Regions from separate parts of the Homo sapiens genome. Here region 2 is linked to region 1. A link is an interaction called in ENCODE POLR2A ChIA-PET data of the cell type or tissue named here. Cell type or tissue: CD4-positive, alpha-beta T cell. All regions are shown on one strand. Each heading gives the region's core, and the rest is flanking DNA. Links, peaks and the distances in the headings are about the cores only. Region 1 overlaps FOXP1 (forkhead box P1). Region 2 overlaps FOXP1 (forkhead box P1).

Region 1 (2,922 bases), core at 312-2,811:
TGGCTGGGAGCAGCCCAGGCAAAGGACTATTTCCTAGAACCTTACCAAGTTCAAAGGCAGCTCTTTGCAACTTTGTGAGGGTTTCCTTTCATCAGCCCTCAACAACCTTTTCTTGTCCTCTCCCATACAAACAGGGATTAATTCTACAAGCAGCAGAAAATCCTATTCTCAGATATAATTTTTGCCCATGTAAACCCTATGGAAGAAAGGGGTGCAATGTAAAATGAATAGGGGTCACTTACTGATCATGCAATCTGACCACTCGAATTGAGGAATTCTTTTTTAAGGGGCTGTTTATAAATGAATCATTGTTTCATTAGATAAATATTCACAAAGTTTATTTTTAGAAAAGCTAAACCATAACAAAGTATAACTAAATACAATCTCACATAGGTCTATGAAATACGAGGTAAATAAAAGTTTAAAAAATCTCAGAGAGGTGACTTCAGTCATAAGGCATGAAATTTCTTTCCCAACATGTCTACGAATTGAGCATTAAAAAGGAAAAGGGGCTTTATAAACATAAGTCCTTTAAAATTTCCTTCTGAAGTTTTCCACTTTAACCTCACAAAGCCTCATTTACAAATAAACAGGTTTCTAAATACATAAGACATTAGAAGAGGTAGGTGGAAGACAAAGAAAAATCACACCTGCGTATTAGAGTCAATGTGTTTATGTTCCTAATTTCAATGATTTAACTGAAACTACTTTGGTTAGAAATGCTAAACAAATAGATTCACAACTAAAAAACTACAGGTGTTTCTGTACCTCCATGCTGGCAATTTTTAGATGTACTTCACCTGCTATCAGAACAGAAACTCTACATACTGATAAGGAATGGGACGACAATGAACTTCGCCCTCCCCAGCTCAACCTTCTTCATAACTTCACTGCAGAATGACAAGCTCGTTGCCAGTGAATGCCACTCTCTAATGCCACAGAAATTTTGATCTCAGCTGTCCGATGCAAATTTGTGTACGATTTTGTATGCATTACCAAGCTACGAAATAAGTCAGTGTGTTAGGATGTGTGAACACATGGCTTGCTCTTGTTTCTGAACATAATAGTTCCTAATGTCTAGTGTACTGTGATATTCTTGGTTCACCCTGCCCTTTCTCTTAAAGAAAGCCTATGTTAATTTCGAACAAAACTGAAGAATGGCATAGGACAAGCTCCTGTCTAAATACTGTTTCTTGTGATGGCATAAAATAAGTAGTAAGTGATAAGATGAGTTGGTCATTTTTTTAATTTAAAGAGGGAAGAATAAACAATTTTATGGAATATTCTTTTTTTTTTTGAAGACCTAATTATATATACTAAGCAAGAAGTAATTTCTCCCTCCTGCCTACATTTTATGTTTTGGGCACTTCCATTTCATGTCCCTTGACACCTTTTCCAATAATCCATCTACTTGATATTGGAAAGCCTCACATGAATAAAACTTTATGGCACTACAGGCGTTTAGCCTTCCACTGACATTCCTGGCCTGTTCAATTCTGCAATTCAATCAAAATCAAATCTCAAAATCCTCTTGTCAGCCAGCACTGCTTTCATATGCCTGAGCCTTGTGTAAGGATAACTGCATCCAATCTTCCCCCCAAGCAGTGCTTATATTGTTTTATTACAGTTCAATGAGTGGAGTTCAAAATTACATGCAGCTGCCTACTACTGTGGTTGGGCTGTGTTACGCATGGACACAAGTATTGCCCACCAGGCCTGAAATCATTCACTTACTGGCCGGCCAGAAAGACTGTGAGCACTTCTTTGTATGGAAGAACATCCTGTCTGCTAGATCTAAAGAGGGTGATGTTAACAGATCAGTCCCTTTATAAAAGGATTGTGAAAGCCCGATGAAATGCAACTCAAATGTGCTCAATGTTAAGCAAGTGGCTAGAGCACATAAAAGCGAAGATAAACCTCAACATGCACTACTTATTCTCAGAAAGCTTGTGAAGGAAGATAAAGAGATCTGGAATAAAAGACATCTTAAAGAATTTTCGTATGTGTTTTAGATGATGAAGCTTCATTTAAATGAGTTTTTTTTTTAACACCCCCAGTAATCCTTTCATTGAAACAAAAAGACAAAATACAAAGCCAATTAAATACAATTTAACCTGATGAACAATACAGTAATTAAAGTACCAGTAGTCAAATGCTTCGATAGGCTAACATCAGGCAGAGTGACAGTGAAAATAGCTTTAGGGATACACCATATTTTCAACACTGGGACAAACACATCAAGTGGCCATCCCCTATTTTTAAGCGAAATGAAAAATGTGTAGAAAATACTAGAACCAAAAAGGAAAGCAAACTGGGTCTCATTTGTGTAGGTGTTAAATTACTTAGTTATTAAACAGGAAAAAGGTCTTGCTAGAAGAACTGTTAAAGCCCCAAATAAAAATGTGTGTGCTAACTCCAGGCTACCTCTGGGCTAGTAATTCTACAGGTAAAACAATAACTTCCTAGAGTGCAGTGTTTCAAGAAAAAGAAACCTGCCTCTCTCATTTATGAAGACATGCATCTCCTGTGCAGGTGGCCCCACACTTCTCTGTGACAAAAGTCAGCGCCAGGAGGGTAAAGACGTACATGTCATTGCCAAATATTTACTGGCGACGTCTCTAAAATTAATCACTCTCGGAGCCCCCAAAAGGTGAATGTATATCCATTTCTAATACCTACCACTCTGCATCTTTGGAAACAATATCATCAAAAGGAACTTTAAAGGGATCATGAAAAGCTCTAACATACAGAAACCTCTTTCAGACTACAGAAATTAGTCTCAAGACTAAATACTCAGGAGTTTAATTATTAAGTCAGCCCCCATGCCAAGAGGGGGAAATGGAAAGGTATTTATTCTGTTGCAGCTATGTTTATAGGTAACAACCTAGAAAACCAGGTGATTCACGTACAATGATACCTTAT
Region 2 (2,922 bases), core at 270-2,769, 130 kb before region 1:
CCTTCTTCTCAAACAGTTCCCATTTCCAAGCAGTCTGCCTGTAACATTGGCTCTCCATGATCTACAACCTTCTTCAGCACCCTCTTCTCCGCCAATCTGGTTCTTCTTCCTTGGGCCTTCCCTCAGTGAATGCTACCACCACACGCCTAGCCAATGGGGCCAAACACTCTGGAGGCACATTTGACTCCTCCACCACATCCAACAATGACATCCACTCCATTCTCTTTCCTTCACCCTGACCAACACTTGCCGGCCCACACAAGGGTGCCTCCCACGACTCTGCAATTCCCTTGTGAAGGCTCTTTCCTGCCTTTGGTTTTGCTCTCCTCAAACCTACCCACGGGGAAGACAAACTCATCTTGCAAAATGTGAATGTACAACGTTCCATCAATTCCCAGACAGCTTCCCCAGTCACACCTTAATATTTTTGACATTAGGACGCATCTCAACATTGACATGGATGCTTAACGTTGCATGCTTACCCACGCACATCCCATCCCAGCTGAACAATTTCTTAGCTTTCTAAGGCCCGGAAGGCCAAGGGGAAGCATCTAGAGGTATTCAAAAGGCTGTGCTGGATGTTAGCCGCTGCTTGGTCCTCTGCTTGCACTTTTTTTGCGGCTCTGGAACCACCATTCTACCACGGACAGACACTCACATACACACCCTGTACAGTCTTGTCTCTAAGCCGCTGCACAGATCTAGCCTACCACCGTATTGCTCTGCCCTCTTTCACCTAAGAAATCCCACACATCCCATATAACTCAGGCACAAATACCACTTCCTCCAAGAAGTCCTCCCTAACCTCCCTTTAGATCAATGTCCCTGTTATCTATTCCCTTTGTACACAGTACTTGTCCTAATACAGGCATGACTCCATTTTATTATAATGGTCTATTTAATCAATCATTTCTCTTGCTAAGCTCTATCCCAGTCTACAAAAGGCACTTAATAAATCTTGAATGAATAAAGTAAAAGCTGATGAATTTCAGTAAACAACGTTAACGGCAACAATTTTTCCTTCTTTGGTTCCTTCATAAAATCAGCTCTTCTCCATCTTTGTTCCTCTCCCTACTACAATGGTTCAGCAACACGCGGCCAAGCAAATCAAGTCTGCATAGTATTTGTTCATACCTCTGAAGATATAAGAAATGTGTCACAGCTGATATTTATGTGAATGACTGAGATATAATTTGAACAAAAACTCTTCCGTTCCCTTGAAGTAAAATCATCTTATTGTTTATGATACAGTGCAAAGGAAATAGAATGAGCAAGGAAGCTATAAGAATTTAATCAAGTCGACTTCTTATAAATAAGAATTGAGATTCACTATGCACCCCTAATTACCCTCCCGCTACTAACAGTGTCCTAATTTAGACTGTACCAAAAAAAAAAAAAAAAAGGAAAAAAAACGCTTTCAGATAGTAAGACGATTTTGCATTAAGGTCTCAGATGAGCCTTAGTGCCATTCCCTCTCTTGGGCTGTGGTCTGCTTAACTTCAGCTTTAATGATATCACGCTTCCCACTTTGACAAAATCAAACTTCGCAGTTGGCCTTCAAAACAGTGTGGAAGAAAGAGTTGTCATGGGACAAACCAGTGACCTCTAACCCTTGGCAGATTTGGTAATGAAGACAAGAAATCTGGTATGAGCCAGCCATAGCCCCAGACTCAAGAAATGGTGTCATTTAAGTGACCATGGAATAAAAGCCAACTTCTGGAAACGTGAGATGGCCACATGGGCTATATATAACACATAAGACTATAGACATTTTCTCTGGGGTTCAGGTTTTCAGAGACCCACAACTAGAATATCAAAAGAAATTTCGTGCTCACAATGTAATTAAAGTAACTGGCAGGCATAATTCAATCTTATTTTTCTTTCTTTTTTCTTTTTTTTTTTTGAGATGGAGACTCACTCTGTTGCCCAGGCCGGAGTGCAGTGGTGCGATCTCCTCTCACTGCAACCTCTGCCTCCCAGGTTCAAGTAACTCTCCTGCCTCAGCCTCCCAAGTAGCTGGGACTACAAGTGTGCACCACCACACCTGGCTAATTTTTTTTGTATTTTTAGTAGACAAGGTTTCATCATGTTAGCCAGGATGGTCTTGATCTCCTGACCTGTGATCCGCCTGCCTCGGCCTCCCAAAGTGCTGGGATTACAGGCGTGAGCCACTGTGCCCAGCCTCAATGTTATTTTTCATGATTATAAAGTTGCCTGCGTCACTTAACTTTGCTGATCTTCACTTTCTTCATCGGGAAAATGGGGTAATGAGATCTGTGTGTCAGATGTGAGAATATGTGTTATACTCATAAGCAGGATTTTTATTTGTATATGTGTAGAGAGGTGTATAAACTACAAAAGATGAAAATTTTTGATACAACTCTTACATCATTCATTCCGTTGTTTAGCAGACTTTAGGGAACACCATTCTGTACTATATGGAATAAAAACATGAATAAAACTAGGCCGCTGCCCTCAAGAAGCTCATATCAACATCTGGGCTATGAAAAACAGTAGTCATTAGCCACATGTGGCTTTTAAGTTTAAATAAATTAAAACTAAATATAACTAAAAATTCAGTTCCTCAATTGCACCAGTCATATTTCCAGTGTCAAAAGCCACATGTGGCAATCAGCTATCATAGTGGATAGTGTAGATATAGAACATTTTCATCACTGCAGAAAGTTCTATGGGACAGCTCAGGTCTAGAGAAAAAAGTACAGTGTGTAGGTACATTTTAACCTACTGTGATAGGTGACAAACTGGCAGCAGAAGAGGTTTTCTCATGGAGCCAGTACCTTTGAAGGATGGTAGGCTTCATTTTTATAGGACAGAAAACAGGAGCCAGGTGGAGCGAGGCACACATGCAAAGGTGCACTGTCATCAAGGGGCATTCGGAGCTCCAGGAGGGGTAAACTATTC

The links. Peaks named below come from ENCODE experiments on the same cell type or tissue, not always from the same donor. Only the 100,000 strongest peaks of a DNase experiment are listed, where the experiment ranks them.
Region 2: POLR2A ChIA-PET joins it to region 1 with 6 read pairs; 4 of 35 experiments call an interaction of 5 or more read pairs at or near these places.

What each region holds. Positions count from the first base shown.
Region 1 is chr3:71,449,500-71,452,421 of GRCh38, forward strand. The region is part of intron 3 of FOXP1 (forkhead box P1); the gene reads right to left. Among named protein-coding and RNA genes, the nearest start is that of MIR1284, 91 kb to the right of the region's middle. In CD4-positive, alpha-beta T cell, for the core only: no CTCF peak of the experiment used is centred there; a DNase peak (open chromatin) is centred at 1,843; H3K27ac peaks cover 1,166 bases.
Region 2 is chr3:71,319,737-71,322,658 of GRCh38, forward strand. All of the region lies in intron 4 of FOXP1 (forkhead box P1), which reads right to left. Among named protein-coding and RNA genes, the nearest start is that of FOXP1-AS1, 31 kb to the left of the region's middle. In CD4-positive, alpha-beta T cell, for the core only: no CTCF peak of the experiment used is centred there; no DNase peak of the experiment used is centred there.